2 separate regions of the Homo sapiens genome follow, and region 1 is linked to region 2. A link is an interaction called in ENCODE POLR2A ChIA-PET data of the cell type or tissue named here. Cell type or tissue: A673. All regions are shown on one strand. Links, peaks and the distances in the headings refer to the core of each region. The heading gives the core; the rest is flanking DNA. Region 1 has its middle 21 kb from the start of SCUBE1. Region 2 overlaps SCUBE1 (signal peptide, CUB domain and EGF like domain containing 1).

Region 1 (5,375 bases), core at 75-5,074, 51 kb after region 2:
GTAAAACAAAATGCAGCTGCCTTTGAGTCAACAATTGTCCATTCAGGAATCTACAGAAATACTTACCCATGGACAGAGATATCTGTTCAAGGGTGTTCAGGACACCATCACTGATAACAAGGAAAACTTGAAAACAACATAAATATATTCCAGTAGGGGAAAGGCTGAGTAAATTATGGCACAAACACAATAGATTTTTTTTTTTTTTTAGACGGAGTCATGCTCTGTCACCCAGGCTGGAGTGCAAGTGCATGAACTCAGCTCACTGCAACCTCTGCCTCCCAGGTTCAAGCAATTCTCCTGCCTCAGCCTCCCCAGTAGCTGGGATTACAGGCACTCACCACCACGCCAAACTAATTTTTGTAGTTTTAGTAGAGACAGGGTTTCACCATGTTGGCCAGGCTGGTCTCGAACTCCTCACCTCAGGTGATCCACCGGCCTCGGCCTCCCAAAGTGCTGGGATTACAGGTGTGAGCCATCGCGCCTGGCCACTATAGAATATTAATATGCAACATTTAAAGAGTGTCTTGAAAAAATGGTCCTGCTACATTGTGACAAAAGCAAGTTTTGAAACAGGATTTGCCTGTGATCCTGTGTTTGCAAAAACACAACAAACTAAAAAACCCTGTTTGTATGATGTGAGTGTATGTGTGTATTTTTATAAAGAAAGTCTCAAAAAGCGACACATCTGAATGTGAATAGTGGTTTTCTCCTGGGAGTGAGATTAAGATCCCTAATAGGGGCTGGGAACAGTGGCTCATGCCTGTCATCCCAGCATTTTGGGAGGCCAAGGTGGGCGGATCATCTATCAGGAGTTCGAGACCAGCCTGGCCAACCATGGCCAACATGGTGAAACCTCGTCTCTACTAAAAATACAAAAAAAATTAGCTGGGTGCAGTGGCAGGCACCTGTAATCCCACCTACTCGGGAGGCTGAGGTAGGAGAATGTCTTGAACCCAGGAGGTGGAGGTTGCAGTGAGCCAAAATGGTGTCACTACACTCCAGCCTGGGCGACAGAGCAAGACTGTCTCAAAAAAAAAAAAAAAAAAAAATCCTTAATAGGGACTTTTGCTTTACTGTGTACCCCACAGTGTCATGGAATGGCTTTGTAATTGGCATTCACTGCTTTTGCAATTCAAACAATTTTTTAAAAAACCATAAAAGTAAAATTAATCCGTAGAGCTTCCTGCGCACATAGTAGGTTCTCACTTAATATTCATGGCAGGCGGGGGTCCGACGGTCTGTGTGCCGCGGCGCCTCCCCTGTCACACTGTGCCTGAGGGATGTTGCTGGGACGGATGTTAGAGAAGCCCAAAGCTGGCGGCCATATTTCTCTGGGGGACTGCTGTAAGTCCAGAGCTCTGTTTAGCTGGCCAAAAGTTTTATTTGTGAGTAGATTAAGAAAAAATAAAATAAAAAATGTAAAGCAATCCAGCCCTCCTTCCCGTCCCATGTGGGTGAATGGGGAGGCTTCAGGCAGGCCTGTCCCGGCGCCTGCAGAATCACCGGCCCACAAAACAAACGAATGGATTGTGGATTTGGATTTTGGATCGTGAGGAAAGAAACAGACATTATGCACGCCTGCCCGAGCTCCCAGGCTGTCACTCGCCAGGCTCAGCTTCCCCCAGTGGTGCCCTGGGAGACCCTCCCCCGCTCCACTCCATCCCAACTACCTCCTCCCTCTCCCACCTCCAACCCCACTAAAAGACTTTTTGAAGTTGATCAATGAAACATGTTTTATTAAAGGGCCCTATTCCTGAGCAGGGACTCTGCGAGGCCTTCATTAGTTCCACATAATGAAAGAATGGGCCGATTCAAGGAGACCGGGGAGAGAAAAGAGGGAAAATTAGAGTTCAGTCTGCTCACTTAAAAAAAAAAGGGGGAGGGGGTGGGGTGGAAATTGTGGATTTGCTAAATAAAGCTCCTGGCTGCATTCAGAGCTTGGGGAAGGGTCCCCCACTCAATCCTCTTAGGCCTGACAAAGTCGGACCTGGAGATGGTCTGTCCGAGCGGCCGGCATTCTATGTCGGGATGGAAGGGCAATGGGCTGTTTAAATTGCTACTTAGGTTTCCAGCTGTTTTACCAGTGATTTGCCCAACTTAATAGCTGTTTAAGGCTTTAAACAAGAAAATAGCTCTACTCACGACTCAAAGAAGCAGCTCCGGTTAGTTCAGACGGCGCCCATTGTCCAGGGCTTAAATCCTTCTCCGCAGCCGAATTCCCTTGCCCCCTCTGGTCCGCCCAGACTTTGTCCAGCTACAGAGAGGCTTTATTTATCTTTTTAACATTCTGGTTTTCCGAGCCTGCGTCCAGGGGGCTTCTTCCTAAGAGCTTATTTTGGGGGGAATGTCTGCCTGCTGCCTCTGAGCATTCCTCCAACACATTAACAACAAATGATGATGATAATGGTAGGACCTGGGTACTGAGAGCCTACTATGTGCCAGGCCTTGGATACAGCACTTTTCTTAACTCATACTGTTTCCTTCTCACCCAGGTCTACAAAGGAGGTGGCTTCTGCCATGATGGCCATTTTACAGATGGGGAAACTGAGGCACAGAAGAAGGGGCCACTTGGCCAAGTTCACATAGGGGCATACAGCAGGGTCAGGGATGGTCTGAATTCCAGAGTCTGGGCTCTTGACCACTACCCTGCTGCCGGATGGCTGTGGGAGCTTGGGCCACCTAAAACAGGCCAGGGGAGGAGACTCCAGGGATCTGGGGTTCTAGCTTCATTCTTCTGACAACGTGTATGAGAGCCAGCTGTTGGGCCCAGTTTTCAGGAAAAACTGCAGGGGTGTAGGGAGGGGGCAGCAGAGAAAGGGGGTCAAGAAACTTAGGAACCTCATCTGGAAGGTGGGAGGAGTCTGACCTTAGCCATCTCTATCCAGAACCCACCTTTCATTGCACGAAAATAATTCTCCATCCATCATGATTTAACCCTAATATGCTAAAAAGCAACACATTTTTCTTATGACAAAAGTTAAACACGTAAATTACAGAGAGCTTGAAATATATAAAATTAGGTAAAGAGAGCATATAAAATGTTTGGCGTTGTCCTTGGCATGGCGTGTTTAACATGAGTAAGCTATCATCATCAGCATTATCAATGTTTTTTTGAGTCGGAGTTTCTCTCTTATTGCCCAGGTTGGAGGGCAGTGGCACAATCTCGGCTCACTGTAACCTCCGCCTCCTGGGTTCAAGCGATCCTCCTGCCTCAGCCTCCTGAGGAGCTGGGATTACAGGCATGCATCACCATGCCTGGCTAATTTTGTATTTTTAGTAGAGATGGGGTTTCCCCATGTTGGTCAGGCTGGTCTTGAACTCCTGACCTCAGGTGATCCACCCGCCTCGGCCTCCCAAAGTCTTGGGATTATAGGCGTGAAGCACAGTGCCCAGCCTATCAATGTTATTATCTTGAAGATACTCAAAACCTGGGGCATTTTGGTGTATTATATTTCCTTCCAGTCTTTTTCTTCATCCGTGCATACCTACCCAACCTTAATTGTAATTATACTTGCTCTATTTTGAATATGCTTGCTTTGTCTTAGATTCTCTAAGAATCACCAAGCTGGAATGCTTTGATGAAGGCTTATAGATTTCCCTGTTATAACCCTATGGCCTCTGATTCCTGCACCTCATTGCACACTATAGATTATGCGGAAGGGCACACACAATTGGTGGTAAAGGAAGTCATTAGAGATGGGTGGGAGACCTTGTGGGTGAACAAAGGCCAGCAGGAGGGGGAGCCCCTGGATAAGGTATGTGGTCAAGGCTTGGTTTGCAGGAGATAGAAACTGGGTGTCTGGCCAGACCATGGAGAGAGAGGCTGGAGCCAGAATCTGGAGGCTCAAGGTCAGAATCAGTGAAGGGAGTCAGCCTTAATTCCCTAGGCGATGGGGAGCCACAGATGGTTCAGGTCAAGATTGGTGTTTGAATGGCTCACATTTAAGACACCAGGAAAGGCAGCCCTGGGGTCCAACATCACTTATGGCAGGAAAGCGACCACCTTTGCAACAGAATTGGCTTCCTAACCTTCCTCAGCTGCAGCTTGGGAATGAGACCAGAGTCCTGAATTCGTGGGCTGGGCCAGGCTGGAGCTCCCGATGTGTGTTTGCTTCTCTGGTGTGTAGGAGGGAAGAGTGGGCAGGGGTGACCGCCCACCCACCCCAGACACACAGAGGTAAGATCACCTCACTCAGCTTTGTCATTTGGTGAGTAAGTTTGAAAAATATCAATTTATTTCATTCTCCTGTTTCACAGATGGGAAAACTGAGGCCCAGGGAGGGAAGGGGATGAGCTGAGGAGCTTGTGGTAGGTAAGTGGCAAAGGTGAAGAAATCAAAATGTCTTACATTTGTACCACAACTTGCAATTTCCTGACAATCCCCCTACTCACCCCACCCCACTCCACCCCACTGCCCCCTTTTTTTTTTTTTCTGAGACGGAGTCTCACTGTGTCCCCCAGGCTGGAGTGCAGTGGTGTGATCGTGGCTCACTGCAAGCTCCGCCTCCTGGGTTCATGCCATTCTCCTGCCTCAGCCTCCCGGTAGCTGGGACTACAGGCGCCTGCCACCACGCCTGGCTAATTTTTTGTATTTTTAGTAGAGATGGGGTTTCACAGTGTTAGCCAGGATGGTCTCGATCTCCTGACCTCGTGATCCGCCCGCCTTGGCCTCCCAAAGTGCTGGGATTACAGGCGTGAGCCACCGCACCTGGCCCCCACTGCCCTTTTAAAAAATATACTTAACAATGAAAACAAAACAATATTAATGCTATAATTTTTGCTGCTGGAGAAGGTATAGGAACACAGCTCACATACAATTGGTCAGAGTATAAACGACTGTAACCCTACGGGAGGCAGTTTGGAAACATCTTTCAAAATTTTCATAGCAAACCAGCATTTACTGCGAAGTTCCATTGCCAAGAATTTCTACTACAAATGTGTTTACACATGGATGCAAAGATGTGTGTACAAGGATGTTCATCATGGTACCACTTTTCATTCTAAACTGGGAGGAAAAAAACCCTAAATGTCCATAAACAGGGACTGGTTGAATAAATGTTGCTACATCCACACATGAAGTATTATACAGCCATTAAAAGGAGTGGAATAGACCAATTCATACTCCCACTACAGTGTTTGAGAATGGCTATTTTTCCATATATTTGGGGTATTTTCAAACTTACAAATCTTGGCCAATTGGATAGGTTTTTAACCTATCCCCAAAGGGCATTGTATTGTTTCTTGATGATGAGTGAGCTTGAACATTTTTCATATGGCTACCATTTACTTGAATTTGTTTTTCTGGGAGTTGCTTTTTCATATTCAGATTTTGTCAATTATCTGTTAGGTTTTAAGTCTTTCTTTCATTTACT
Region 2 (5,375 bases), core at 67-5,066:
AAATTTCTGTAGAGATGGGGTCTTGCTATGTTGCCTAGACTGGTGTCAAACTCCTGGGCTCAAGTGATCCTCCTACCTTGGCCTCCCAAAGTGTTGGGATTATAGGTGTGAGCCACCAAGCCTGGCCTTGATACATATTGAGGTGGTTTCTTATGCAGCAATAGTAACTGGAATCCTACCCTACCCAATGCTGTCACCCTGCCCCCATCACTTTGTATCACATTATTTGTTTTATTATTTTTTTCAGTGGCTCTGACCTGGCTGAAGTTACTGAGTTACATGTTCACATGTTCACTGTCTTTCTCCTCTATGTAAGTTCATAAGCAGGGAGATGTTGTAGCCTTTGTTCACCACCATAGTAAGCACTGAAAACCATGTCTGGCATATAGCAGGCACTCAGAACAATTTTTTTGGAATAAACAAATGGATGAATACTAGGTGGAAGGCTTTAGTATTATTCCTAATGTAGCACTTTTTTTTTTTTTTTTGGACAGAGTCTCACTCTGTCGCCCAGGCTGGAGTGCAGTGGTGTAATCTCGGCTCATTGCAACCTCTGCCCCCCGGGTTCAAGTGATTCTCCTGCCTCAGCCTCCCAAGTGGTTGGGACTAGAGGCGCCTGCCACCAAATCTGGCTATTTTTTTTTTTTGTATTTTTAGTAGAAACGGTGTTTCACCATGTTGGTCAGGCTGGTCTCGAACTCCTGACCTCATGTGATCCACCCGCCTCGGTCTCTCAAAGTGCTGGGATTACAGGCATGAGTTACTGTGCCTGGCCCTAATATAGCACTTTCTACCCTTCATTAGAGTTGTGAATATTTCTGGCTTCCTCATGGACCTAAGAGCCCTGCGAGAGATATCTCATCTAATTAATCTTTACCTCTGCCCTATGCCTACCACTCTACATTATATCCTGGGTATTTAGGACCCTAAAACTCCCCTCAAATGGTTCTAAGCCTATCAGACGACACTTAGGCCTGAGTAAGACTTAGGCAAAAGGTGGCTGCTTTCAGGGTAAATGGCCAAAGCTTGCATATTTGCGTTAGGGTGTGTTGAGGCTCATCGTGGTATGGGGTGGAGCCAAGGGTGGGAAAGGCAGGGAGGGAGCAGGCATTGCCCGTGCTACCACTTTCTGGTGCAAAATCAGAGGCTTGTTAGGTGAGAGGGTTTTTAGATTACAAGGCATTTTGACAAATCCATTCATTCATTTATTCTACAAATATTTACTAAATGCCTACAATATATCTGACACTGCACTAGGTTCCAAGAAGAAAGACAGAAAGGTAAACAAGACAAATTCTGCTTTTGGGGAAGAAGAGAGGACCATGACACAGAGCTGCAGTGGAGATGTAACTGTGTGGCGTGGGTCACAGCAGACCTCTGAGCAAGGGGAGGTTTGGTTGGGGCTTGAAGGATGAGCAGGACCTCACCAGATCCCTGCTGGGGAGTAGCAGTCTGTCAACAGATTTGTGTAGGACTCTGCGGGTACAGGGAAGGCTGGCCCAGTGGGCACAGCTAAGCAAGGGTGAGAAATGGGGTTGGGGGGAGGCTGGTGGGGCCCTGGCCAGAGGGGTCTCAAGCTACTGTGGAAGCAATGGCCATGAGAGGAGGGTGCTGGAGCGGAGGGCTCCGTACAGTTGGATGGGGTAAGACAAGGTCCCAAGGGTGGCTCAAGGATGATGTGAGGTGCCTAAACAAGGCCACAAGCTCTGCCCTTGGCCCAAGGAGGCTGAACGAGCTATGGGGTGGAGGCGCCCTTGGTATGAGCTCTCTAGAGCAAGGGGTGCCCGCTGGCCCTTCAGCACACTCCCTGCCTGTGCCTGGCCTGGCACGTGCTGGGATTTCTGGATGCTCTCAGTGACTCCCAAACTCACGGATAGATACAGGCGTGCATATCTAACACCCTACGACAAGGAGGCCCTGGCCAGCCTCCCGGAGCTGGTGCAGTTCGGGCACTATGGGGCGGGGGTGGGCAGCAGGGCAGGCTTACAGGCTGAAATTGGCAAAATCCCAGACCTGGGCTCTAGTCCTAGCTCTACCACCTACTGTCTGTGTGAGCTTGGGTAGGTCACTTCCCCTCACTAGGCCTCAGTTTCCTCATTTGTAAAAAGAAGACACTAATGTCTTTGGATGCTGTGAGCACTAACAAGAGAACTGAGCACAGCATCCCGGGCAAATCCAGGCACACAGGAGGCTCAACCAAAGCTCCCGAATCTCACTCAAGTAGGACGGTCTACCCAGCACAAGGCTGGGCATAGGGTTGGTGCTCAATAAATGTTAATGAAATGGAGAGAGCTGGCTAATAAATCAATGCTTCTGAACCTGGATACAGATGACTTCTCTTCAACAGGGAAAAAAAGTGCCAAGAGGCAGGTCCAAAATTCAAACTGTGAGCAACTTGAGAGACGTATTTTTCAGTAAGTCAAGGTAAAGATCGGGGTCGAAGAAAACATCTGGCTAAGTGAACTAATGGCTTTAGAGAAAGAGGAGCCTTGCTTTGTGGAGACGGGAAGAAATTATCCACTGCTGGTTTTAATTTAAGATGAAAACAATCTTATTCTATTAGCCTAAATATTGCTCTGCTGTCCAATTGCATGGAGTTTGGAATAATATTTTTCAAACAGAACTACTGCTATTTCAAGTAATTACACAGCTAAAAGCAGCCATTTGGGGTTGAGCAAGATCTCATCATGGTTTCAATTCCCTCTGGTGTCATTTTCTGTTATATTTGAGAAATTCCTCAATAAAGATGTCAAATAGAGTGAGGGCTTTGCTCCCCAGAGGACAGACTTGGCCACCCTCCAGGACACAGTCACAGGCAGGCCATCTCCACAGGAAAATAACCTCGCTTACTCGAAAGAAAAGAAAAGGTTCAACTATGAAAACTTAGGCAAGAAAATAACTTGTAAGCCATCAGCCTCATTTCTCCTAATCAGCTCAGAACACTTTTCAAACTGGCCTGTTTATTTCTAAGGTGATCAGGGTTTTATCCCAGCCCCCATCCCTAAGGAATTCAGTGGTGGTTCAGAGAGGAATGTTACAACTGGACAAGACTCTTGACCCAGACTTCTTGAGACAAAACAGAGGAGGTGCGAACGGGCCTAACTATTCCTGATGGGCGATGGGCTGTGGGGTGAGGTTTAGTGACTGCCCAGAGGCAGCCAAGAATGCACAAGGCAGCGGAGACAGAGAACCTTCCAACAACTCAGTGGGCCACTCACAGCCACCAAATGCCCACTGGGGACAAAACCTTGTGCAGGAAGCTTTGTCAGGCAGCACAAAGAATTCCAAACATTTCCAGGCAGCACAATTTCAAGCAGGTAGTTAAATGGCCAAAGCTGGATGCAAGTAATAGGGAGTGGTGGAGACTGTGGCGAACAAGAGAGTACACACCCCCTCTGAAGCAGGCAGCTGCGGTGTAGTTCACTCTAGCTGCTGCCAGCACCACAGTGAGATGTGAGCGAGAGTGCTGTTGCCCTGGGCCCCCACACTTTGGGGGTCCCTGTTCTGCCTCTCCTGTGGCTGCAGCAGCACCCCCCTGACCCCACCACCATGGAGTAAGGGGTCCACAGGGGAGTCATGAGCACCTGGAACACACGCCTACCACTCCACATTACATGCTGGGTATTTAGGACCCTAAAACTCCCCCAAAAGGGTCCTAAGCCTATCAGACTACACTTAGGCCTGAGTAAGACTTAGGCAAAAGGTGGCTGCTTTCAGGGTAAATGGCCAAAGCTTGCACATTTGCATTAGGGTGTGCTGAGGCTCGTCATGGTGTGGGGTGGAGCCGAGGGTGGGAAGGGCAGGGAGGGAGCAGGCATTGCCCATGCTACCACTTTCTGGCGCAAAATCCAAGCAGTCTTCTAAATTCCAGTCTAGCCTCTAGGTCATTAGTTAGGAATATTTGTCAAGGTAGAAGAGGCAGAGTCATTCTTGTTTGGGAGCTTCTTAATTACTTTAATATTTTAGCCATGTGGGATAGGGGCCTCCATCTGGACTCCTGTCCCAAGTCCCGCAAACGTCAGGGGCTGGGTAACTGTGGCTGAGATGGAATGATGCTAGAAATATTGATTTTTTTTAATGTGATAACCCCTAATTTTTAAGTGTTGACAAATAATTTAATAAGAACAAATGATACCACCATGGGGACAAACCAAACATGTCTGTGGGCCAGATGGGGACTGTGGGTTGCCAGCTTGAAGCCTTTGCTGGAAAGTGATGACAATATCCAGCACCTGCACAGAATTTACATCTGTACACAAGCTCTGCACAATCTCCTTTCAGATTTAATCATGACACCGACCCTCCGAGACAAGTATTACTGACCCATTTCACAGTTAGGGGAACTGAAGCTTGGTGGGCTAGAGGAACAGGTCCCGAACTATAAAACTCATGAGCGGTGACACCTGAATTTGAGCCTAAATCTTCAAACTCCAAGCCCAGCTGACTCTTACAGCATGATTTATTTCTGCCAACACTGATTAAGCCCCATGATCCTAGAGTACGAGGTACTCCAGTTCTTACAGCATTTCATGGATGAGGGAGCTGAGACTCCAAGAAGTCGGTTAACTAGCTTGAGGTCACATGGTCAGGATGGGTTGGTGCCTGTTGGAACCAAGGTCCGGCTTCTCTAGAGCTGGAGTTTTGTCTTGAGAAAGAGAAAGCCTGAACAGAAAGAACTCTGTTGGGAAGGGTCTGCCCTCAGCTAAAGGCAGAGGAGCAACAGAGAGAGCCTTTTCTTGGCTGCTGTGTGTGCAAGTTAGAGCCGCGTGAGGTTGCAATCTGTGCTCAGAGGTGGTGGGGCGGGGGAGGGGGGGAACCTTACCCAGTTCTTTTAAATTAATCAGTGTAAACATAATCCATTGTGAAAACAATGTTGTTGAGACAAAGGCCCACACAGACTCACTGCTAGTCTGCAGGCTGCTGGCGTCAGGCTCTGGGGACACTGGGAGTACTTGCTGTAGCCAAGAACAGGGTATTTACAAACAGGTGGTTCTGCACAGGTAAGAGTACAGTGGCTGGAAGGAGAGTTCCACGTGTCAGGCACAGCCGTGGGAGCGCACATGGTGGGGACTGGTCCCCACGAGGTCTTGGAGGCATCAAACCACTCCACATCAACACATCTCATCTGGAAGCCAGTGACCAGATGAATGCTGGTTACATGTTGAATATTTGGTGCCAGACACTCTGCTACATGCTCCACGTCCATGATCTCATTTAATCCTCACAAGAGCCCTACCAGATAGGGACTATGCCTTCCATTTTTCAAGTGAGGAAACTAAGGCATGGAGAGGTAAAGTGACTGGCCAAAGGTCACACAGCTGATAGAGAAGGGCTAGAATTTAAGCCACAAACTGGCAGTTCCCAAGGTCTCTCCT

What was found. ChIA-PET counts read pairs that join two places held together with the same protein. Peaks named below come from ENCODE experiments on the same cell type or tissue, not always from the same donor. Only the 100,000 strongest peaks of a DNase experiment are listed, where the experiment ranks them.
Region 1: POLR2A ChIA-PET joins it to region 2 with 7 read pairs; 2 of 35 experiments call an interaction of 5 or more read pairs at or near these places.

The regions. Positions count from the first base shown.
Region 1 is chr22:43,362,130-43,367,504 of GRCh38, forward strand. No RefSeq gene overlaps it. Among named protein-coding and RNA genes, the nearest start is that of SCUBE1, 21 kb to the left of the region's middle. In A673, for the core only: no CTCF peak of the experiment used is centred there; no DNase peak of the experiment used is centred there; H3K27me3 peaks cover 789 bases.
Region 2 is chr22:43,310,952-43,316,326 of GRCh38, forward strand. The region is part of intron 3 of SCUBE1 (signal peptide, CUB domain and EGF like domain containing 1); the gene reads right to left. Among named protein-coding and RNA genes, the nearest start is that of SCUBE1, 30 kb to the right of the region's middle. RefSeq lists enhancers at 1,171-1,751, 1,752-2,331, 2,998-3,499. In A673, for the core only: no CTCF peak of the experiment used is centred there; a DNase peak (open chromatin) is centred at 2,740; H3K27me3 peaks cover 471 bases.